6 separate regions of the Homo sapiens genome follow, and regions 1, 2, 3, 4 and 5 are each linked to region 6. Evidence: chromatin loops called from intact Hi-C (ENCODE). Cell type or tissue: HCT116. All regions are shown on one strand.

Region 1 (4,000 bases), 120 kb after region 6:
ATTCCTCAGTCCCTCCAGGCCCTGGCTTTTTCCGGAATGTCATGTAGTTGGAATCATACGGTGTGGAGCGTTTTCAGATTGGCGTCTTTCACTTGGCAATATGCACTTAAAGATTCCTCCACTAGGCATGATGGCTCATGCCTATAAATCCCTGCACTTTGGGAGGTAGAGTTGGGGGAATCACTTGAGCCCAAGAGTTCAAGACCAGCCTGGGCAACATGGCAAAACCCTGTCTCTACAAAAAGTACCAAAAAACTAGCCAGGCATGGTGGTGCACCTGTGGTCCCAGCCTTGGGAGGTTGAAGTGGGAGAATAACCTGAGCCCAGGGGGCAGAGGCTTTGAGGAGCCATCGTGGCACCAGTGCATGCCAGCCTGGGCTGGCGTGAGATCCCATCTCAAAAAAAAAAAAAAAATCTTTGCTGGGCTCAGTGGCTCACAACTGTAATCCCAGCACTTTGGGAGGTTGAGGCAAATGGATCACCTGAGGTCAGGAGTTTAAGACCAGCCTGACGAACATGGAGAATCTCCGTCTCTAATAAATATACAAAATTAGCCAGACATGGTGATGCATGCCTGTAATCCCAGCTACTCAGGAGGCTGAGGCAGGAGAATCACTTGAACCCGGGAGTTGAAGGATGCAGTGAGCTGAGATCATGTCATTGCACTCCAGCCTGGGCAACAAGAGCGAAACTCCATCTCCAAAAAAAAAAAAAAAAAAAAAAAAAATTCCTTCATGTCTTTTTATGGCTTGATAGCTCTGGATTTCTTTTTAATTTTTGCTGATTGAAGGTTTTTGTTTGTTTGAATTATTTGAACCTGAGGTTTCGTGGCTTTGATGAAGTCCAGAAAATTTTAGCCATTTTTTTTAAGTGCCTCACTCCTGATTTCTCCATTTTTCCTAGAACTCCAATGAGACAGAATTTGAACCATCTCCTCCTTTGCTTTGTCTCTCTTAATGTTTCCATCGTATCTCTTATCTCTTTGCATTCTAGATAACTTATGTAGATGTATCTTTAACTCTAATTAACTTGACGTGTAACTCATCCACTGAGTTTTCCATTTTGATATATTGTTTCCCAAGAAGTTCTACTTGGTTTCATTTCAAACCTGCCTGGTTTTTTTGTTTGTTTGTTTTTATTTTTGTTTTGAGACGAAGTTGGGGTTTCACTCTTGTTGCCCGGGCTGGAGTGCAATGGCATGATCTCAGCTCACTGCAACCTCCACCACCTGGGTTCAAGCAATTCTCCTGCCTCAGCCTCCTGAGTAGCTGGGACTACAGGCGCCCGCCACCACGCCCAGCAAATTTTTTGTATTTTTAGTAGAGATGGGGTTTCACCGTGTTGGCCAGGCTGGTCTCAAACTCCTGACCTCGGGTGATCCGCCTGCCTCGGCCTCCCAAAGTGCTGGGATTACAGGTGTGAGCCAGTGCGCTCGGCCTTGCCTGTTCTTTTTATACTCGTGCATTGTTCCTTGGTCATGTTTCCAATCCTTTCTCATAAATCTTTGAGCATTGTAATAAGCACAGTTGTTTTATCATCTCTAGCTGGTCACTCTCATATTCTGTTTTGTTTGCTGCTGTGTCCTCACTGACCATAGTGTTGCCCTTGAAGGTGCTCGATAATTATTCAAAGAATGGCTGTATTTAGTAAAACCTTGGGATTCTAATTTGCTAGTTTTGTGTTTGTTTGTTTTCGTTTTGTTGGCTGAAATTGTTTTGTTGGCTCTCACATTTTCTTAGTAGGTTGTTTCTGGGACACAGAGGAAGTATAGATTTGAATCCCAAACTTACCCTACACATTCATGGAGAGTTCTGGGGTTTCTTTTTAACCCCGGAGCGCAGGCCCAATACAAATGTTTCCTTGACTCTCCCTCTGGAATGAACGGCCTTTCTGCGACTGTTCCTTCTGTTGAGGGTGTAGCCATGTGAGAGTGCCTGCTTAGTGGAAATGTCTCGGAAAAAATCTCTCCTGGTTACTCTGACCCAAGGACCTGTCTACCACTTTCCACGGCAACCTCAGAAACCAAGATCTCAGATCGACAAATGCCCCTCTTTCTCTTCCCCCCTTTTCCTCTCCTCCTCCTCCCATCTTCCCCTTCTTTCCTCTCCTCCTCCTCCCATCTTCCCCCTCTTTCCTCTTCTCCTCCTTCCATCTTCCCCCTTTCCTCTCCTTCTCCTGTCTTCCCTCTTTCCTCTCCTCCCCCTCCCGTCTTCCCCCTCTTTCCTCTTCTCCTCCTCCCACCTTCCCCCTCTTTCCTCTTCTCCTCCTCCCATCTCCTCCCTCTTTCCTCTCCTCCTCCCGTCTTCTCCCCTTTATTTTTTCTTGTGGGAGAATTCCCATCTTTTCTTGCATGCTCATTGACTCATCCATGCTTCATATATTTTTTCAACTTTTTATTATGGCAAAGTTCAAACATATATCAAAGTACAGTACACCCCATATACCCACAGCACAGCAATGCACCCACCTTCATGCTCTCCCCTGAATTAATTGGAAGTAAATCCCAAATATCATGTCATGTCATTTGTGTATTTTATTTTATTTTATATCACTAAAGTTAAGGATTTCCCTTCTTTCTTTCTTTCTTTCTGTCTTTTTTTTTTTTTGACAGAGTCTTGCTGTGTTGCCCAGGCTAGAGTGCAATGGTGCAATCTCAGCTCACTGCAACCTCCGCCTCCTGAGTTCAAACGATTCTCCTGCCTCAGCCTCCCGAGTAGCTAGCATTACATGCGTGCGCCACCACACCTAGCTAATTTTTGTATTTTTAGTAGAGATAGGGTTTCACCATGTTGGCCAGGCTGGTCACAAACTCCTGCCCTCAGGTGATCAGCCTACCTCGGCCTCCCAAAGTGCTGGGATTACAGGCGTGAGCCCCCACGCCAGGCCGGGATTTCCCTTCTTAACCATAGCCACAATACTATCATCAGATGAAAAACAAACAAACAAACTCTTAGTTGTCATCGAGTCTACAATCTGGTTCATATCCCCAGCTGCCACGTGCCTGTGTCTTGATCCCCCACACACGTGACAGTTGGCCGTTTGGCTGGGTCTCTGCATCAGGCCATGCTCCGTGCATGGATGTCCTATGTTTACATCTCCTTGATGTCCCTCCCTCCTGTTTTTCCCTTGCAGAGTATTACTCATTTCCTCCTAGTCCCCTCTAGCATGGATTTTCCTGGCTGCATTCCTCTGCCCTGGGGATTTCCTATAAACCACGAATTGATTTGATCTCGAGATGCCTGATCACGTTCAGCACAGTTTTTTTCAACACGACGCTTAATGGGGGTTTTGTGTCTTTCCACAGCAGGGTGCACAGGGCCTGTTGTTCCTTGTGACATTAGTGGACATTGATTCTCAATGCCTGGATCCATTCATGTAAAAGGCATTGCTAGATGGTGACGTTCCATCCTCTTTCACTTAATCACCGGAAGGCTTCTCAAAAGAGAAACTTCCCCTTGTCTACTATGTGGTTACCCAACAGGATTGGTTTGTTTTAGGATAAATCCCAGGTTTTTTATATTTTCAAAATAATGATTTTTTTCCCCTGCTGTCTTCCAAAGGTGACTGGCGAAGGTCATTATTGCCACGTATTATTTGATAGGAACGTATTTGGTGATTTCAGAACCTTTCAGTTATTAACTTTATTGATATTGAAATTGCCCCATCTTTGGCCAATGGGGGCCATAGTTGGCTCAGGGGCCCCCTGCACACCCCAGTACCTCTGCTGGTATTCTTCCTTCTGCCCTGACCATGTGTGCACCTAGGACATTTCCTACACTAGACCTCAAATCGACCATTTCTCCCGGGAGCTCCAGGTTCCCTTCACTAGGAAATAATATTTAGTGATCACAATCTGGAGGTCAGACCTGCTTTGCTTTTCTTTCTTTTCTTTTCTTTTTTTTTTTTTTTTTTGAGACAGAGTCTCACTCTGTTGCCCAGGCTAGAGTGCAGTGGTGTGATCTTGGCTCACTACAACCTCCGCCTCCTGGGCCTTCTTCCT
Region 2 (4,000 bases), 200 kb before region 6:
TCCTGTTTTCCCACCGCCCCCCTCCTGCTGCAGCAGTCCCTCTGCCCTCCGTTCCAAGTGCCAGGCCGCGGCCACCTCAGAGCTTGCACCAGCTGTTGCCACTGCCTGGAACTTGCTCGTCCTGCACTCGGCTTCTCTCGACTTTAGCTGGAGTGTCACCCTGAGCGTCCCCTCCCCTCCATCCTGTCCCCAGGGACACACACTCCAAGAGAGCAGTTGCCAAGTGGGCCTTCCCGCCTCTTCCATAGAGCCAGACAGTTGGCGACTGTCCTTACTGCAAACCCTGGTTCACACTGGCACCCCTGGGAGGGAGGTGGTTTGGGCCCACGTGCCCTGTGTTCCTGCTCAGAATGGGCATTAGAAATGCTGCCATAGCCTGTGCCACTGCAGTGGAAGCATTTTTAGGAAACGGTTTATATCTTAAGACAAACTTCAGATGCATGGGGCCAGAACGCTGTGTCCATCTACATCTTTGCTGAGGGATCGGGTAGCCTGGAGTTTGCCCTCTGCTGTGTTGGCTTGAAGCTCATAGGGGACTTAAGACGGGCTCTCGAGCAACCAACGTTCTGTCCTTTGCCGTAGACTGTGAAGCATCCTGTGTGTGTGAAGCACCGGCTGTCAGTCAAGTATGCCCGGTGCTTTCTCTCAGAACTCACCAAAAAGGTCCGTTATGGGGAGTGTCCGCCCAGTAGCCAGACAGCATAGCCACCTGCGTGCTGGAGCCCCTGTCCTTCCCAGGCCCTGGGCCTGCTTTGCAAACAGCAGCATGACAGGGGCCTCCCCAGGCAACTGGCTGCAGCCACGTGTGACCCATGGGAGACAGTGCAGGGCAGGAAGAAGGGGAGGCCAGTGTCTCTCCCTCACTCTGCCTCCTGGGGTTTCCACAGCAGCTGCTTCTCTGGGGCCCCAGCTCCTAGCATATGGATTCTCATTCCTACCAGGCTGGTCCAGCCCACAGCACTGGAACCCTCACCCACACCCTCTGTCCTGCCCGCCGAAGGGTTTGGAGTTTCCTGCTCTTGTCTGTCTCTGGGTTGCCCCATGGGCCCCTGTTGGAAGGTTTAGCTCTTGCCATACCTTTGGAACTAGTTCCTCTGGTGAATTCTCTGCATTGATCCTGCTGGAATGAGCTCTTTCCTGACTGATGCAGGATGGATTTTATTTTTTACTTATTTTTTTGAGACAGAGTCTCACTGTGTTGCCCAGGCTGGATTACCGTGGCACAGTCTCGGCTCCCTGAAACCTCTGCCTCCTGGGTTCAAGCAACTCTCGTGCCTAGCCTCCTAAGAAGCTGGGACTACAGGCACATGCCACCATGCCTGGCTAATTTTTGTATTTTTGGTAGAGACAGAGTTTCACCATGTTGGCCAGGCTGATCTCGAACTCCTGACCTCAGGTGATCCACCTGCCTCGGCCTCCCAATGTGCTGGGATTACAGGCATGAGCCACCGCACCTGGCCTAGGATGGATTTTAAAGATGGGCCCGAAAGTGCAGGGTTTGACATAAGGATGTCGAGAGGCCATTCCTCAGTAGGCAGTAGCAGACCTATCTTAGTGAAAGGGCCACACTTTTAGCAAGTAAACAATCCCCTGCTTCTCCAATACCTGCTTTCTCCCTAATCCTCCCCAAAAGGGTGCATCTGTGGTCACCAGCAGGTCTGCCCTGTGCCACCAGGAGAGGGCAGCAGTCACCCAGTGTATATTGTTGCTGCCCTGTGAATCTTAAGATGGGGCCAGCCATGGAGAAGCAGCCTGCTGACAGCCACAGCCTGCAGCATGGGCCGCCCTCACAGTTCTGCCTGGGCTCACTTAAAAGCACCTTTTGTTTTCCTCCTCTCTGTCATGGTCATGTGGCAGCTCTCACGGAATCCTTGTCTCCTGCCCTAGACTACACCTAACCCTACCCTCTCAACACCTCTCGTTGAAGGCCCTCCCATCCAGGTTTCCCTACCAAGTGAATTTTTTTTTTAGAGACAAGGTCTCTTGCCCAGGCTGTCCTCGAACTCCTGGGCTCAAGCAGTCCTCCCATGTCAGCCTCTAGAGTAGCTGGGACTATTCGGCACACACCACCATGCCCAATGAAGTGAATATTTTACATGCCAGCTGGCTGGTATTACACCATTCCATCCCAAATCTCCCCTCCAAACTTGGTGAAAATCATCTGACCATTTTTACAGATTAGAACGAAAGCAAACAAGCTCTCACTCTGTCTGACCCCAGCACGAGGCTGTCCACACAGAGCTTTTGGACAAGCTGTACGAGGACCTGGCAGAGACCCTGATGGCCAAGGAGTCCACCCAGGGCCACCCGAGCTATTTGCTGGTATGAGAAGGGCACCCTCCTCCCCCTCACAGCCCAGATACCCTTCCTGCACAAAGTGAAAACGTGGGTGTGGGTTCAAATCCTGACTCACCCATTCTGCAGTCTTAGACATGAGGTCCGTCAACCTTCTTTAGCCTCAGTTTCCCTGTCTGTAAATCAAGCACTTCAACAACAACAGCATGTCTCATGGGGTTGTTGGGCATTTGTCCAATAGGTGACACACTCTACCTGCTTCACAAGGACCTGGTGTCCAGTCCTCAAAGAATACTTGACAGGTCCTGGTGTGGTGGTTCACACCTGTAATCCCAGCACTTTGGGAGGCTGAGGTGGGTGGATCCGAGGTCAGGAGTTCAAGAGCAGCCTGGCCAATATGGTGAAACCCTGTCTCTACTAAAAATACAAAAATCAGGCCGGGCGTGGTGGCTCATGCCTGTAATCCCAGCACTTTGGGAGGCTGAGGCAGGTGGATGACCTGAGGTCAGGAGTTTGAGACCAGCCTGGCCAACATGGTGAAACTCTGTCTTTACTAAAAATACAAAAATTAGCGGGTGTGGTAGTAGGTGCCTCTAATCCCAGCTACTCGGGAGGCTGAGGCAGGAGAATCTCTTGAACCCAGGAGGTGGAGGTTGTAGTGAGCCAAGATCACGCCATTGCACTCCTGCCTGGGCAACGAGAGGGAAACTCTGTCTCAAAAAAAAGTGGAAAAATTAGCCACACATGGTGGCACATGCCTGTAGTTGCACCTACTTGGGCAGCTGAGGCAGGAGAATTGCTTGAACCCAGGAGGCAGAGGTTGCAGTGAGCCAAGATTGTGCCACTGACTCCAGCCTGGGTGACAGAGCTCAAAAGAAAATAAGATAAAACATAGATACAGAAAACCACAAAGGAAAAACATAGCATATTGAATCATCACAAGGCAGCCACCCCTTCATAGCCACACCTGGCCCCTGGCCACCACTGACCTGTGCTCCATCACCAGAATTCCGTTGTCTCAGGAATGTTCGATGAATGGAATCCTGTGTGGCCTGAGATGAGTGTCTTTCATGCCACGTGACACCCTTGAGGCCCGTGCAAGCTGTTGGCATGTCAACAGTTAGCTGCTTCTCATTGCTGAGTGGCGATTGGTCCTGTCATGGTTTATTCAGCCATGTGGTGGATGGCTACTTGTCTTCTAAGCCACTTGCCTTCTGATTGCTGGACTGACTCTCTCGCCCTCTCTTGGTGCAGCCCTCGGGAGGCTCAGTCACACTCTCCGAGAGCACAGCCATCATCTCCCATGGCATCACAGGCCTGGTCACATGAGATGCTGCCCTCTACCTGGCAGAATGGGCCATCGAGAACCCGGCAGCCTTCTCTCATAGGTGACCTCGGGGCGCACGGCAGGACACCGAGGCAGGCTCACCCTGGTGCAGTTACAGACATGGTCCCCTTTCCTCCCGCCAGGACTGTCCTAGAGCTTGGCAGTGGCGCCAGCCTCACAGGCCTGGCCATCTGCAAGATGTGCCGCCTCCAGGCATACATCTTCAGCGACTGTCACAGCCAGGTCCTCGAGAAGCTCCGAGGGAATGTCCTTCTCAATGGCCTCTCATTAGAGGCAGACATCTCTGCCAACTTAGACAGCCCCAGGGTGACAGTGGCCCAGCTGGACTGGGACGTCGCGACGGTCCATCAGCTCTCT
Region 3 (4,000 bases), 240 kb after region 6:
ATATTTTTCCACCATTAAAAAAAACTATATCTGTACTCCCCACTCCCTCCAAACTGTTTGAAAGCAAGTGGTGGATATCTATTTTCCTAAAACAATTCTACAATGTCATTACCAAGAAACTTAACACTGGAGCAATACCATTCTCTAATAGACAGTCATGCTCCTGTTTCCCTGGTTTTCTCAGCAATTTTTACCCCACGCCCGAATCTAGCACCTATTCAAGGATCATGCGTTTTGTTTTGTTCTAGAGTCATCTCCCTACCTTTTGCATCTTTTATTAATACATCAACATATCAGCGCTCTGGGCCACTGTTGTCTTATAGAATGCTCACAGTCTGGATTTGCCCAGTCGTTTCTTCCTGATGAGATTCAGGGTAAACATTTTGGCAAGAAGGGCACACAGGTAACATGATGCAGTGGTCGTTGGTTCCGGAGGCACAGGGTGTTGGCTCGGCACCTGCCCAAGGACACTGAGATTGATGATTAAGACAGTGCCTGCCAGACTTCTCTGTTACCAAGGTCCTTTCACCTTGGAAGCAATCTGTCAGGCACGTGTAGATATCCTCTTCCTCTTCAGCAAACTTTCACACGGAGGTTTTAGCACCCATTCATATGTGTTTGTATATGCATGTAGTATTTATATACTACACATGTGTACACAGTTTTATATATACAAATTACGTACCTTAAATACACTTCATGTGCTTCATGTTAGTGGTTGTGTTTGCAGTTCTATTATGAATGTTTAAAATTGAGTGCCTGCTTGGTGTGTTTGACTTACCCACATCATGGGAGAATACTCGGGATGGGAGAATACTCGGGATGGGAGAATACTCGGGTATGTACTGGCTCTAAGCAAGGGAAGGGCGCTGGGTTTGGATTTCTGTATTGTGTCATTAAGAGGGAGATTGTTAAGAGTCTGTGTCATGAGCCAGATGTCTGCCACTTCATAGTCACAACTGGGTAAAAGGACAGTCACTACCTTGTCAGGATCTCATTCATTGGTTTATTGGGAAATGGGCTTATAAATACAAACAGCTTGGTATTGTGAGCTCACTACACATGTAGGTTAGCCCTAAGTGGGGTGGAATGGTCAGAAGTGCTTCCTGGAGGGAGGTGGGTTTGGGCAGAAGGACATTCAAGGCAGAGGCGAGTAGCACATGCAAAGAAAACTTAGGGAACAGTGCTGGCAGAGAGCTAGTGAGCCTTGGGCTCTCCTGGACTGTGAAGTCTATGGCACCACAGTGAGCAAGGGAGCTAGTGGATGCTCTTTTACTTTGAGGAACTGATCTCATCTCTGTTCGTGGCTTCTGGACACCACCATGGGACTTGGGGGTAGACCATGTGAACTTACATTAATGATGTCCTCAGTTGTTTAAGTCTGGTGCTTAAACAGCCACAGTCCTGGTGAGAGCCAGGACTCTCTAGGTGTTTATTCAGTAAATTTGTAACTACCCATCAGGTGATTAACCCAGAGTGTTAAATGCTCTTAAAATAAATTTTAATTATTTTCAAAACATGTTTAAGAAGTCACTGGTGTATGTATTTAGAAATTAGTAGATGTAAATCTAGGCAAAGCTAAGTAGATATGTTACTAATTTTTGACTCTTGGCTATTGTGTGTGGTGGGCATATTTTAAATATGTTTGGTCTTAACTCTTCATAGAAAAGCTCACAGATCAGGTGATGCAGAATCCTCGAGTTCTGGCAGCTTTACAGGAGCGACTTGACAATGTCCCTCACACCCCTTCCAGCTACATCGAAACGTAAGTGTGCTGTGAATAGGGTCTCATGCAATTTGGAGAAACAAAAGGAAAATAAAGGAAAAACCACTTTTCAGTTCCCCAGAACAGGATTAAATGTTTTTTTCGTTCCAAGACATTGTCTATGAGAGACAGGCACTGGGATATGAGAGGAGTGACCCTACCCGGTGCCTAGGCTGAGAGTTTGCCTGGTGGATGGAGTAGCGTGACCTGTCAGTTCTGATAGGAAGTGCACAGTGCCATCCTGTGGAGGGCTAGAGGACTTCACAGATCATCTGAGTTGGAGAGGACAGCTGGTGGCTCCTAAGTTAAACTAAGAGAACCACTCCTTCCTGACTTACCCACATGAGCCTGTGACACCAACACCTTAAAAAAAAAAAACTGGGCATAGTGCCGCATGCCTATGAGTTTTCACTACCCTCCAGCCTGGGTGACAGTGAGACTGTCTTTAAGAAAAAAAAAAAGATGGGGTCTCACTGTATTTCCTAGGCTGGTTTTGAACTCATGGCCTCAATTGGTTCTCCCGCCTCAGCCTCTCAAAATGCTGGGATAACGGGTGAGCTACCGTGCCTGGCTGACACCTTTGCTTTCTTAAGAGAGGCCTATGTGCTAGATGTATTGCACTATGAAAATGATAAGGGTGGTGATCCTAGAATCCTAGGATGGCTCTTGTCAGGACCTCTCTTACTTCTGGAAGGAATTTTTGGTTTTTGAGTTGGAGTCTCACTGTTGTTCAGGCTGGAGTGCAGTGGCATGTAATAGTTCATTGTAACCTTGAACTCCTGAGCTCAAGTAATCCTTCTACCTCAGCCTCCAGAGTAGTTGGAACTATAGGCATGCACCACCATGCATGGCAATTTTTTTTTTTTTTTTTAAAGGGATGAGCTGTTACTGGGCTTCCATCTATAATTGGGTCAGGGCTTGGTCTCCCAGGAGGCCCCACCTTCCAGCTGGTTTCCCCAGTCAGGACTGCCAGGGCTATTACGACAAGAAGGGGACATTTATTTTTTATTTTTATTTTTTGAGACAGACTCTTGCTCTGTCATCCAGGCTGGAGTGCAACTTCCGCCTCCCGGGTTCAAGTGATTCTCCTGCCTCAGCCTCCTGAGTAGCTGGAATTGCAGGTGCACGCCACCACTCCCAGCTAGTTTTTTGTAGTTTTATTTATTTCACTGTACGTTCTGGAGTAGATGTGCTGAGTGTTCAGGTTTGTTACATAGGTATACATGTGCCATGGTGATTTGCTGCACGTGTTTTTTTGTTTGTTTTGTTTTGTTTTGTTTTTGTATTTTTAGTAGAGACAGGGATTTGCCATGTTGGCCAGGCTGATCTCCAGCTCCTGACCTCAGGTGATCTGCCCACCTTGGCCTCCCAAAGTGCTGGGATTATAGGCATGAGCCACTGCGCCTGGCCTAGAAGGTGACATTCAGAGTTTGCTTTGCCCATTTAGAAGCTTCTCAGAGATTACTTAGTGGGCAAGGTGTTTTGATGTTATTTTTTTTGCAGACTAGATTGATGGGATGGGGTGATACTGAGTGGGAGTGGCAAGAATGAGAATGAGTAATGGTTTCTAGTTTTCTCGCTTTAGAAACTGGGTTGGTGGGGTGGCATTCTGTGAGAGGAACTGCTTGAGTGGGATCAGGTTTATGTGGGACTAGAAGTGGTTCCATATTAGCCATATTGCAGGAAAAGTGCCGGCAGAGGGCTGGGTGTAGTTGGTGTGAATGATTGAAGGACTGTTGGGGGCACACTAGGGTCCAGTTTGTTTAACATCCTTTGTCTAAATGACGAGTTAATGGGTGCAGCACACCAACATGGCACATGCATACGTATGTAACAAACCTGCACGTTGTGCATTTGTACCCTAAAACTTAAAGTATAATTAAAAAAAAAAATCCTTTGTCATTTTACTTCAGTTGGAAAGCTTCAAAAATTAAACTAATTTAAAATTGTATAATTAGCCAGGCATGGTAGCTCACACCTGTAATCCTAGCACTTTGGGAGGCCGAGGCAGGCAGATTGCTTGAGCTCAGGAGTTCGAGACCAGCCTGGGCAACATGGTCAAACCCCTACTCTACAGGATGCAAAAAAATTAGCTGGGCATGGTGATGTGCCCCTGTAGTCCAACTATTCAGGATGCTGAGGTGGGAGTATCATTTGAGCCCAGAAAGTTGAGGCTACAGTGAGCCGAGATCGCACCAGTGCACTGCAGCCTGGGCAACAGAGTGAGATCCTGTC
Region 4 (4,000 bases), 110 kb after region 6:
CCATTTTCTTTAAGGAACCCCAGGCTACTATAAACTATTTTAGGTCCCCCATGCGGCAGAAGGTGCAAGAGAAAGGAGAGACAGCAGAAGTAAATCAAGAAACAGAATTCAGTCAACTGAGAAGAAAAAACCCTTTTGCTCAAAAAAAGACAAGGTCCTAGGAGAAAAACAAAAACAGAAACATGAAGGTCTCTTAAATACAAACACACACATATGCGCACACACACACATGCACACACACATATGCACACACACATGCACACACACATGCACACACACATACACATGCACACACATGCGCGCACACATACACACACATGCACACACATGCGCGCACACACACACACATGCACACACATGCGCGCACACATATGCACACACACACACACAGCTTGGATGTTAGCTTTTCATTAAACTGACTTTTAACCATTGAGCTTCTTTGAAAAAATCTTTTTAAATCTCATTCCATATTTCAACTAGGACAAATTTCAACGAGGACACAGAAGTACAGTCATTACTCTTTCAGTTTGGCCTAGCTAGTGAAAATGTGGCCTTGTTATATGAATAAAGCCCCTTAGTAGTCAAAATCAAAATCTTTCCTCTTTTTTTTTTCCTTTTGCTGGCCGTTTTTCTCCCCCCATCACGCCACCATTGTGTGTGGGGGTGGGGAGGGGAATTCAGCCACTTCAGAGGCCTTGTTCCCCATAATTTGGAACTTCCTTCAGATTTGATCAAGCCAGATAGAGGTCAATGGGAAAAAGACCAAAACAACAAAAACAGAAACAATCAACAACAAAAAAACAGTTAAGCGAAACAAACAATCGCACAACTTACGTGATCACTGAGTGCTCTAATGGTAAGGAGAAATTAAGACCAGCTGGTTGTTAATCTTAACTTTAGCTAAGACAAACCACAATTCAGTTACTTCCCTAGGGATGGGTCTCAGGCTGAAAACTCAGATCTCCACCATCCTGGGAGCAGGAAAAAAAAAAAATTCATCTTCCCTGTTGGAAGCAAGCTCGAACTCCATAAAGGAGTTACCTGCCTTCCATCGTCATGGAAGCAGGGAAAACTTGCCTTCCTTGTATCGGAAGCAAGTAAAACTCCAAAAAGAGAAGTTGTAAAACAAAATAAACTTTAGATCTCGACCAAATTTTGAGAGATCAGGGATTCTCTGTGGCAGGGGGTGGGGGTGGGGCACGGGGGGAGGTGCTTCCAGGCCTCAGCAAATTGTCTTATTGGTTTGAGCCATAAAGTTAGCTCAAGCTGGTACCAAGCACCAATAGGAGACTTGTGAAAAGTCAGGGGCATCTCCACTCAGAATCCTTCAGTGGTTACCAAAATGTTTGAACCCTGAAAATCTGAGACAGGTCTCAGTTAATTTAGAAAGTTTATTTTGCCAAGGTTGAAGACGCCTACCTGTGACACAGCCTCAGGAGGTCCTGACGATGTGCCCAGGGTGGTCAGAGCACAGTTTGGTTTTAGGGAGACATGAGACATTAACCAACATATGTAAGATGAACATTGGTTTGGTCTGGAAAGGCGGGACAACTTCAAGCGGGGAGGGGCTTCCAGGTCATAGGTAGATAAGAGAAAGATGGTTGCATTTTTTTGAGTTTCTGATGAGCTTCTCCAAAGGAGACAATGAGATATGCATTTATCTCAGTGAGCAGAGGGGTGACTTGGAATAGAATGGGAGGCAGGTTGGCCCTAAGCAGTTCCCAGCTTGGGTTTTTCCCTTTAGCTTAGTGATTTGAGGGGCCCAAGATTTTCCTTTCACACCAGGCACCATTGAAACAACAGGTTCTACTGTTATCATCCACATTAGACAGGTCAGGAAACTGAGGCACAGGCAAACTGCCAGCAAGAAAGTGCTAGAACGAGAATTTCCCTGACTCCCAAATGCATTGCACGCTGTTGCTGTTCCCTGAGTGGCCGCTCAGGCAGCTGTGACTGCGATGATCCTCCACCTGGAGGGATTCCCTCTTGGCCGTTCCTCCCTCTAACCTGAGGTTGGGGCCCTACCCCACCTCGCCCTCCAGTGGCTGCTCTGGGTAAATGCGGTTGCTCCACCTCCTCTAACCCCAGGGTGATGCCTCCCAGAGCAGTGGGGTGAAGGGCTCCCATCCCGCCGGTGGTGCAGACCTAAAGCAGTCTGGCCTTGACCACGGGGCTCCGGTGCCTCTCAGGTTGGAGTCTCGGTGCCACATCACCCCTGGTGGTCAGATGCCACATCCATGCTCCTTCCTGGGCCATCCTGAGTGCCCCACTATGTGCCAGGTCCCATGCAGGCCCGGGGATGGCCAGGGCAGCCCACAGCCTCTGTGCTCCTGGGTGAGGTGGATAACCAACCATCAGATAAGGCAGGTTGGGCTGAGGTGTGAGCTGAGCCCCTGATAGGGTGTGGGCCACCATTCGGGAGGAGAGGTGTCTGCAGCCCCTGTGGGTATCAGGGTGGGCTTCCAGGAAGAGGAGGAAGAGGTCTCGGAATGAGCTTCAAAGGATGCATAATATTCAGGATGTCTAGTCCTTTGTGGCAGCTACAAAGCACACGTGTTCAGGCCCTGGGGCCAACTCGGCAGTTGTGACCCCTCCAGCTCCCCACCACCATCCACTGCCATCCCTCCCCCAACCCTGGTGTTCCGCCCAGGCTTGGCCGCTCTGGCACCAACCAAGCCTGCAGTGGAACCAGCAGGATCCCAGATATCCCCCCAACCCAATGAGAAGGGCAGCTCTAGAGACCCAGGAGCCACTGTCTAGGCAGGCCCCTCCCTACACTGGACCCTGAGATGCCCCACGAAGAGCAGGATTTAATGGATCTCAAAGTGAGGGAGAAAAACTCACTGTCTCCAGGAGCTCGAAAAGGCAGAGGCTCAGAGAGGCACAGAACCGCCTTCAATGCTCTTCAGCCCCATCCTCCCACCTGACGTGACCCCAGGAGGCTTTCTTTGAATAACACTTACTAACAGCCCAGGCACAGTGGCTCACACCTGTAATCCCAGCACTTTGGGAGGCCGACGCAGATCACTTGAGGCCCAGAGGTTGAGACCAGCCTGGCCAACATGGTGAAACCCCATCTCTACTAAAAATACAAAAAAATTACAGGCAGGCACCTGTAATCCCAGCTACTTGGGAGGTTGAGGCAGGAGAATCACTTGAACCCTGGAGTCAGAGGTTGCAGCGAGCTGAGATCACCCTACTGCACTCCAGCCTGGGTGACAGAGCGAGACTCCATCTCAAAACAACAAAAAAACAAAAACAAAAAACACACTTATTGACCCGGTGTGGTGGCTCACACCTGTAATCCCAGCACTTTGGGAGGCCAAGGCAGGCAGATCACCTGAGGTCGGGAGTTCGAGACCAGCCTGACCAACATGAGGAAACCCTGTCTCTACTAAAAATACAAAATTAGCCGGGTGTGGTGGTGCATGCCTGTAATCCCAGCTACTCAGGAGGGTGAGGCAGGAGAATCGCTTGAACCCGGGAGGCAGAGGTTGCGGTGAGCTGAGATCGTGCCATTGTGCTCCCACCTGGGCAACAAGAGCAAAACCCCATCTCAAAACAAACAAACAAAAACCTTATTAATAGTGTGACCTGTCACAGGCCACCACGAGATGCTCCTCTGAGTGCGGGGGCCGCTGTTATCACACCAGGACATCAGTGTCACCCAGGTGGACACGTGCCCCACAGGAGGACCCTTGGGTGGTGCTGTCACCCTGCTTAGGAAGGCAGCAGGGCACAGGGCCCAGAGTGGGGCTTGGAGGCGCCCAGCTGTCGACCAGCCCCTGCTCCACCGCTGCCCACAGAGCCTCTGGGCGGCCTCAGGCAGGTCTCCTCCCTGGTGTGCAAGCCCCTCCTCAGCCTTCCCCACCCTCCTCCCTGGACTCCAGGCTGGCAGGAGCCCCTGGCACCCTGACCAGTGCTTCCCAGTGAGGGAGGACCCTCCTCCCTAACTCCACCTGCAGAAACCTGTGGGTGGCCATCAGGGTGGGAGGCTGGT
Region 5 (4,000 bases), 180 kb after region 6:
CCTTCCCTCCCCAGATCATCAAGAGGGCCCGGCAGAACCACCTGTTCGAGCAGTATCGGGAGAAGAGGCCTGAAGCGGCACAGCTCTTGGAGGATGTTCAGGCCGCCCTGAAGGTGGGCCTCTTGCTGTCTGCTCTAGAAACCGAGCCCTTTGCTTTCTGTTCTCGGTCCTTTGTAGGCTACTGTCCCTAGGGTAGTGTCAGTCTCACAGGCTTTCACAAAGTGTATGTTACTCAAGCCAGTTCCGTCAGGGGCGCTGAAGTCTCCATAGGTAAGGTCCCCTGGCCTGTGACAAAGTCACCAGCAAAGATGTACTGGAGTGGAGTGGAGAGTAGGTGACATTCCTGCCACTTACAGGAAAACAACTGAATTCATCACAGTGCCACTAATTACACTTATAAAAATGCTTACCAATATTGCTGTCTAATTTTCAATGCCAAGGTTACAACTAAATCAGAAACTTCTGCCCAAGATACAAAAGCTATACTAAGCTTTTTAATTTGGTAATACTGTAAATTTTCAGAATCTTTTGAAGAAATTAGTTCTCTCTAGTATTTTCATTCTGAATAACCATCGTTATATACTTATTTTTATTACAATAGTAAGAATAGGTCATTTTACTCTCTACTAATTATCCTTAGTAATTACAGTAATCATTATGGATATGCTTATGGCATTTTATCTCTGGAATTAAAAACAGGAATAAAATTAGAGCTGAGCAATCTTTTAGGTCAGTGAGGCCTGAGTACCTTCCTGATGGATGTGTCTGCAGCACACCTCAGAACACACTGGGTGGCCTACTTTTCCTCATCCCCAGAACAGCCCTAGAAATACTGCTCTCACACCCAATTTGCATTGGAGAAACTGAGGCACAGAGAGGTTAGGTGCCCTGTCCAGGGTCACACGTGAGAGGGCAGAACCAGGAGCTCCTGAGCCGGGAGCTTCAGTCTCTCTTAGTTCCTTACTGCCTGGCCACTTGGGTTGCACACTTCTCTATCTCTATGGGGCCATGGGAAAAACCGTTCTGTTTTCTACCTGGAATCACCTTTATGAATTTAGGTTTTGCTGAGCAGTATCTAATAGATTTGACGTCTCTTTATGGTTGCAGCCATTTTCAGTAAAATTAAATGAGACCACGGATCCCGATAAAAAGCAGATGCTCGAACGGATTCAGCACGCAGTGCAGCTTGCCACAGAGCCACTTGAGAAAGCTGTGCAGTCCAGACTCACGGGAGAGGAAGTCAACAGCTGTGTGGAGGTGAGGCTTCACACATCTCCCAGACAGCCCGTTCGGGTCAAATGTCGGGCCGTGCATAGACTGATCTGTGTGCACGGATTGATTCCACAGATTGTCTTAGTGGAAGACACTCTGTGTCTCCAGTAGCTCCACTGTGGCAGGCGGCCCTGTTCTGCGGTGGCTGAGTCAGTGCCCCTCCCCTCCCACACCCCTTTGCCCCATTTCCTGGGTGCAGAGCCTGTGCCACTGGAAGGAGACTCGGGATCCACACCCTCCCACCACTTCCATCAGATAGGCAGGAGGTGCACTTGGAACGTGGGGAGGCAGCCTTCTGTCGAAGTGTTCCAAGATTCTCCAGCGGACTCTCCCCACACCAGCTGGAGAAGGAGGAGCAGGGATTAACATTGAATTGAGCATTGAGGCCTGTGGGTACCTACTGAGCTTGGGGCCTTCACGTTGACCAGCTCTCCTGCCCCTGCCAATATCTCCTTCAGACACAGGGCAGAGACCTGGGTGCAGAGGGGACCCTGCCCTCTTCCTCAGGCCTTTCCCTGTGGCTGGCGCCCTGGACACAGTCAGGAAGGCCTTCTCCTTTGTGCCAGCGCCGCCTGCTGGTCACCCTTTAAGAACTCGATGGAAAAGAGAAGAGACGGCTGCAGCTGTGTGTAGAAAAAGAGGCCCCACTGAGGCCGCAGCCCTGCCTTCCCTCACCACTGCCCTGGCCCCACCTCAGTGATGGGGCAGGGAGTCTGTGTCTGCCCTTCGCCAGCATGTTTCTTTCTAGTTTGGTCTCTTCTGTGTCCTGACTCAGCAGATCGCTTCGTTGCGCCTGTTTCCAAACTTCACGGAAACACGCCACGTGTATGTAGTCGTCAGTGTGCTTTCACCCAAGCTGTGCTTCTGGGACGACCCACATGTGGTCACTGTCACTGCCTCAGTGCCTGCCTGGGAGCCGAGCTGTTTGTCTGTTCTCCTGGGACGGGCAGTTAGGTTTCCTTCTTACCAACAATGCTGCTGTAATTTTTTTCCCAGTTGTTCCACTAATATTCTTTTTTTTTTTTTAATTGTGGTAAAACACACATCATAAGAAATTTACCATCTTAGCCATTTTTAAAAACTTTTTTTTTGTAGAGACAGGGTCTTTTTGTGTCTGGTTTATTTTGCCCAGCATAGTGTGCCCATGGTTGACCCATGCTGTAGTGCATGTCAGACTCTGCTTCCTTCCTATGGCTGAATGATACTCTGTTGTGTATAGATGGGCCACATTTTGCTCATCCTTTCACCTGCCCGTGGACACGTGGGTTGTTTCCACCTTTTGGAGATGCAAGTAATGCTGCTATAAACCTGGGTGTACAAATATCTGTTTGGGTTCCTGCTTTCACTTCTTTTGGGGATATACACGGAAGTGGAATTGCTGGGTCATGTGATGATTCTATTTTTGATATTCTGCGTAACCACCGTATTGTTTCTGCAGTGGCTGCACTATTACACATTCCCACCCATAGTGCATGGGGTTCTGTTTTCTCCACATCCTTGCCAAAGCTTGTTATTCTTCATTTTTTTCATCCCAGTAGGTGTGAGGTGGTATACTGTGGTTTTGGTTTGCATTTCCTTAATGGCTAGTGATGTGGAGTGTCTTTTGCTGAACTGTGAGTTGTTTTGTGTTGTCTCTAGGTGGACATTTGCAAGTTTCTTTAGGCCATATACCTGCAAGTGGAATCGCTGGGTTGTGTAGGATATATGTGAGTGACTGTCGGGGGTTCCCAACACTGCCCACACATTCTGGGGCCCTAGAAGGACTCATGAGACTCGGCATCGAGTTATCATCTTGTCTAAGGTTTGTAGCAGTGACACAGCGAGGAGCAGAAGCTCAGGCGGAGTCTTCAATCATCCATGGGCAGGCTGCTGAAGCTTCCTCCCTGCCTCCCATGAGGGGACACAGCACACTCTCCCCCACCAGGAAAAAAATGCAGCCACATGTGTGAAATGTCCCTCCCTAGGGAAGCCCATCACATAGGCACCCTCTGCCTGGCACGTGCCGCAATTCCTGACTCCCCAGGAGGAAAGCTGGTGTTCCACCTGCATAAGCCACAGTGTTTGTTCAACAGCCCACTGGGGGCTGCTGCCACAGAGCTGGGTTTCCCGGCCTCTTAGCACAGGGGACATTTCAGCTCCTGGATGCCAGCTAATGGCCAGCTCTGTAGGCAGGCCTTTCTCAGGTGGCAGACACAGACCTTCTAGGCTCACTTTTATCTTCATAGTAGCCATATCAGAAATGTCTATATGGCCAGGCACAGTGGCTCACACTTGTAATCCCAGCACTTTGGGAAGCCAGGGCAAGAGGATCACTTGAGCCCAGGAGCTCCAGACCAGCCTAGGCAAAATAGTGAGACTCTATTTCTACAAAACTTTTAAAAATTAGCCAAGCATGGTGATGCAAGCCTGTGGTTCCAGCTACTGGGGAGGCTGAGGTGAGACAATCACCTGAGCCCAGGAGTTTGAGGCTGCAGTGAGCCATGAACACACCACTGCACTCCAGCCTGGGCAGCAGAGTGAGACCCAGACTCTTAAAAAAAAAGAAAGAAATGTCTATGCAAATTTCTTCTTCTTCTACCACATTTTGGGTGTGCTGTGTATTTGCACATACACCTGCATTTGTATTGTTGGATTCTTCCCTTTCATCAGTCAATGAATGTGAAGTGCTGATTGCTGTGGTTTGAATGTCCCTTTTTCCAACCTCTCCTGAGACTGAGCATCTTGTCAA
Region 6 (4,000 bases):
TCTGTCTCCATCTTGCAGGTCCCTCGCCAGCACCCTCTGAGCCGGCCAGGATGTTTGGGCTGTTCGGCCTCTGGAGAACCTTCGACAGTGTGGTCTTCTACCTGACGCTGATCGTGGGCCTCGGGGGACCGGTAGGTAACGGGCTGGTGCTCTGGAACCTCGGCTTCCGCATCAAGAAGGGCCCCTTCTCCATCTACCTGCTGCACCTGGCCGCCGCCGACTTCCTGTTCCTCTCCTGCCGTGTGGGCTTCTCCGTGGCTCAGGCTGCCCTGGGCGCCCAGGACACACTCTACTTCGTGCTCACCTTCCTGTGGTTCGCGGTGGGGCTCTGGCTGCTGGCGGCCTTCAGCGTGGAGCGCTGCCTCTCCGACCTCTTCCCCGCCTGCTACCAGGGCTGCCGGCCCAGACACGCCTCGGCCGTCCTCTGCGCCCTGGTGTGGACCCCGACCCTGCCGGCCGTGCCGCTGCCCGCCAACGCCTGCGGCCTGCTGCGCAACAGCGCGTGCCCCCTGGTCTGCCCGCGCTACCACGTGGCCAGCGTCACCTGGTTCCTGGTGCTGGCCCGCGTCGCCTGGACGGCTGGCGTGGTCCTCTTTGTCTGGGTGACCTGCTGCTCCACTCGCCCGCGGCCCAGGCTCTACGGCATCGTCCTGGGCGCGCTGCTCCTGCTCTTCTTCTGTGGCCTGCCCTCGGTCTTCTACTGGAGCCTGCAGCCCCTGCTGAACTTCCTGCTGCCCGTGTTTTCCCCGCTGGCCACGCTGCTGGCCTGCGTCAACAGCAGCTCCAAGCCCCTCATCTACTCGGGGTTGGGCCGACAGCCCGGGAAGCGGGAGCCGCTGAGGTCGGTACTGCGGAGGGCCCTGGGGGAGGGCGCCGAGCTGGGTGCCAGGGGACAGTCCCTGCCCATGGGTCTCCTATAAGTGGGCTTGCCCCGCCCACAGGGCCTGCCAGGAGGTGCCCACCCCCACCGACCCTCGCTCACCCCACACCCAGATGCTTTCAGGACCAGGAGGAGCCCCGCCCACCACCTAGCTCTTACCCTGAGCACCCAAGGGCTGGACACAGCTGGAGAGACTTGGCCCTGACCACCCCCCAGCCAGGCCTGCTGAGGATGAGGGAGGCAGAAAATGGAGCTGGAGAGAGGTCAGGCAAGGAGAGAGAAAGGAGAAGCCTCCTGAATAGGGGTGAGGACAGGCACCACGCCCCCAGGCCCAGCCCAGATCCCCTTACCCGGCCCCTCCCCACCCTGCTGCACCTGAGTCACAGGGGAGAAAACTGCACAATAAAACAGAGCCAGCCACCAGCCCACAGTGGCCGGATTGGAACCCAGGCTTCCGGACTCCTGGGCTAGGTGGGCGCCGTCCATGCCACCTGCTGGCTGAGGCTCTGATTCGCCCCCTACAGAGTTGAGGTGGAACTACTCCTTACTCCCCGCCCTGCTCAGCCATCATTGTCCTGCCCACCCCGCGGGGACCACACCCAGGGCTCTGTCCCCCTCTCTGAGGCCCAGGACTGGCAGGTGCCTGATGTCACCAGCAGAGGCCACCAGGTGGTGCTGCTTCTGCACAGAACAGACCCAGCCCCGTGGGCCGGCGGATGCAGGAGCCTCCATCCCCTCGGTCCCCTCCCATCCCCTCCCACACTGGTCCCCACCCGGCCTCTCCTGCGTCCCCAGGGCCATCCGCTCTCTGCGGGTTGCTCCCGTCTCCCACCTCTGCTCTCACCCTCCCTCCTCAGCCCTGGATCATCTGGAGCTTTTGCCCCAAGTGTTTGCTTTGGAGAGAGAGAGAGAGAGACAGAGAGAGAGAGAGAGACAGAGAGAGAGAGAAAGAGAGAGAGAGAAAAGAAAAGAAGGAAAGAAGGAAGGAAGGAAAAAGAAAGAAAGAAAGAAAGAAAGAAAGAAAGAAAGAAAGAAAGAAAGAAAGGAAGGAAGAAAGGAAGGAAAAAGAAAGAAAGAAAGCAAGAAAGCAAGAAAGCAAGAAAGCAAGAAAGAAAGAAAGAGAAGAGAAGAGAAGAGAGAAGGGGAGGGGAGGGGAGGAGGGAGGGAGGAAGGAAGCGAGGAAGGAAGGAAGGAAGGAAGGGGATCCAAGTTTCCAAAGTGCAAACCATTTGATGTGTTTTCTGACCATGAAATAAAATACTTTCTGGTCATTTTTAAAACATTCAAGCCCTACGGAAAATACTAAAAAGAGAAATCGCCAAAATTTTTTTCCACCCAAATGGGGACATTTTTGATGAAAAGCACTCCAGTTATGTATTTTTTTAAATAAAGACCTGCAGAAATTTTCTTTTTTGCCCAAATGAAGGCATTCAATGGGTGCTCTTGGTGCCGGGTGGGACATTCTGCAGCTGCCTTTGCATAAAGTTGTTCTTTTTCCACTAGAAAAGTAAAACGTTGCTCGTTTATGGAAACTTTGAAGAAGGTTAACAACTGGAAAGAAGAAAAGCTTACATGTAGTCCCCCAACCCAGAGGCACGCACCTTTGCTGGTTTTTCTTCCTTCCCCGGGATGAATGTGTTCTGGCCACGCCAAGTCCCGTGCCCGCCTGCCCGCTGCCAGTTCTCCCTAGACCGTGCTCTCAGGACTGGAAGCTCAGCAGGGAGTGTGGGCACTGTTGGTCTGAAGGCCATCTGGGGGGCTCAGGAGGATGGGAGTGTGGGCACTGTTGGTCTGAAGGCCATCTGGGGGGCTCAGAGGGACGGGAGTGTGAGCACTGTTGGTCTAAAGGCCATCTGGGGGGCTCAGGGGGACGGGAAAGCCTGAGCCCTGGTGGCAGGGGGAGGCTTAGGCTTTGAGGGCAGGGTGGGAAGGGTTGTTCATTCTTGTGACACTTCACACAAGACCCCAGGAGCTGTGTGGCCTCCTTCCTGAAAGACCTGGAAATGGGATAAGGGTGGGGACAGTTTCAGAGGTGAAACCTACAGGATCTGTCCCATCCTCCCAGCCCAGGAAATAGCTGCAGGGCCCCCTATGGGGCCATCCATCTGTGTGCAGCAGGACAGGAAGGCGGCTGGCTGCTGATGGTGTCTGGGGCGCATGACAAACAGCCCAGTCTAGACAGATGGAGAGCGAGGGGCTTCTGCCCCGGCACCCACTGCTGAGCCCAAAGACAACCAGGTCGAATTCTGTACCTGGAGAAGCTACAGCCACATGGAAGGACAAGGTTGCCCTGGGCTGGTCTGGGTCCAGGCAGCCGCAAAAGCTGGACTACAGCCCAGATGGAGCTTCGCTCCGGTCCTGCCCGCTCTTCTCGGGCTGAGTGACCTCCAGCGTGTCACCTGACTGCTCTGAGCCCAGGTCTGTGAGAGACATCAGGGCAAGGTCTCCTTGCCCGGATGGCAGGGATCCAGGTCTCCACAGAGGGCGGCCCGCCCAAACCTTCAAGGCCAAATGAATCACCTGGCCCACCTCTGCAGACCTCCAGGTGTGTCCCGCCCGCCCTGACCTTGGCACACCCACCTCGCTGCCTTCTGCTGTCCCTGCCCCTATCACTGTCTTGCCCAACCTTCAGGGGCCTGTCCTTGTGACTGTCTGTCCTGCTCTGTGATGCCCAGGGCTTCCTGGCAGCAGAAGCTGAATTCTCAGCTCCTCTAGTGTGCACCTGCCCTGTCAGCACCCACGGTGACCACTGTGCCCAAGCAGCCCCCACCCCTAGCCAGCACAGTCCAATGTGTCATGTGCTTCCCATCCCTGCTTATTCGCTCCTGTGTTTGCCTCTTTAGTGTCTGTGTCTCCCTAGAAGATGAGCTCCATGAGGGCACAGAGCCAGCAGCTGACTTGCTGCTGTCTCCCTGGGACTGGCAGGTAAAGCGGCTTGATGAGTTGTTGTCAAATGGATGGACAAGTGGATGGATGGCTAAGTGGATGGATGGATGGATGGATGGATGGATGGATGGATGGATGGATGGATAAGTGGATGGATGGATGGATGGATGGATGGATGGATGGGTGGGTGGGTGGATGGATGGATGGATGGGTGGGTGGGTGGATGGGTGGGTG

Evidence for each region. Peaks named below come from ENCODE experiments on the same cell type or tissue, not always from the same donor. Only the 100,000 strongest peaks of a DNase experiment are listed, where the experiment ranks them.
Region 1: a loop joins it to region 6, with 5 times the contacts of the local background. A loop is called at or near these places in 33 of 110 quality-filtered maps.
Region 2: a loop joins it to region 6, with 21 times the contacts of the local background. A loop is called at or near these places in 5 of 110 quality-filtered maps.
Region 3: a loop joins it to region 6, with 8 times the contacts of the local background. A loop is called at or near these places in 6 of 110 quality-filtered maps.
Region 4: it touches region 6 in a loop (13-fold over the local background); 72 of 110 quality-filtered maps call a loop at or near these places.
Region 5: a loop joins it to region 6, with 11 times the contacts of the local background. A loop is called at or near these places in 74 of 110 quality-filtered maps.

Annotation. Positions count from the first base shown.
Region 1 is chr11:3,095,223-3,099,222 of GRCh38, reverse strand. The region is part of intron 14 of OSBPL5 (oxysterol binding protein like 5); the gene reads left to right. Among named protein-coding and RNA genes, the nearest start is that of CARS1, 40 kb to the right of the region's middle. In HCT116, no CTCF peak of the experiment used is centred here; no DNase peak of the experiment used is centred here.
Region 2 is chr11:3,414,862-3,418,861 of GRCh38, reverse strand. It overlaps the pseudogene FAM86GP. Among named protein-coding and RNA genes, the nearest start is that of ZNF195, 38 kb to the right of the region's middle. In HCT116, CTCF peaks have their summits at 1,478 and 1,688 (motif pointing right); a DNase peak (open chromatin) is centred at 1,708.
Region 3 is chr11:2,973,789-2,977,788 of GRCh38, reverse strand. It overlaps NAP1L4 (nucleosome assembly protein 1 like 4), which reads left to right. Exons shown (of 16, transcript NM_005969.4): 4 at 1,666-1,765. Among named protein-coding and RNA genes, the nearest start is that of SNORA54, 12 kb to the right of the region's middle. In HCT116, a CTCF peak has its summit at 1,994 (motif pointing left); a DNase peak (open chromatin) is centred at 1,998.
Region 4 is chr11:3,108,344-3,112,343 of GRCh38, reverse strand. All of the region lies in intron 7 of OSBPL5 (oxysterol binding protein like 5), which reads left to right. Among named protein-coding and RNA genes, the nearest start is that of CARS1, 53 kb to the right of the region's middle. RefSeq lists a silencer at 2,110-2,169. In HCT116, a CTCF peak has its summit at 2,039 (motif pointing left); a DNase peak (open chromatin) is centred at 1,983.
Region 5 is chr11:3,035,307-3,039,306 of GRCh38, reverse strand. CARS1 (cysteinyl-tRNA synthetase 1) reads left to right here. Exons shown (of 23, transcript NM_001014437.3): 6 at 15-113; 7 at 1,108-1,257. The region is part of intron 1 of CARS1-AS1 (CARS1 antisense RNA 1); the gene reads right to left. Among named protein-coding and RNA genes, the nearest start is that of CARS1-AS1, 7.9 kb to the right of the region's middle. In HCT116, a CTCF peak has its summit at 1,847 (motif pointing left); a DNase peak (open chromatin) is centred at 1,846.
Region 6 is chr11:3,214,864-3,218,863 of GRCh38, reverse strand. It overlaps MRGPRG (MAS related GPR family member G), which reads left to right and starts at 51. Exons shown (of 1, transcript NM_001164377.1): 1 at 51-920. The coding sequence starts at 51. The coding sequence ends at 920. It overlaps MRGPRG-AS1 (MRGPRG antisense RNA 1), which reads right to left and starts at 532. Exons shown (of 2, transcript NR_027138.1): 1 at 305-532. In HCT116, a CTCF peak has its summit at 1,528 (motif pointing right); a DNase peak (open chromatin) is centred at 1,543.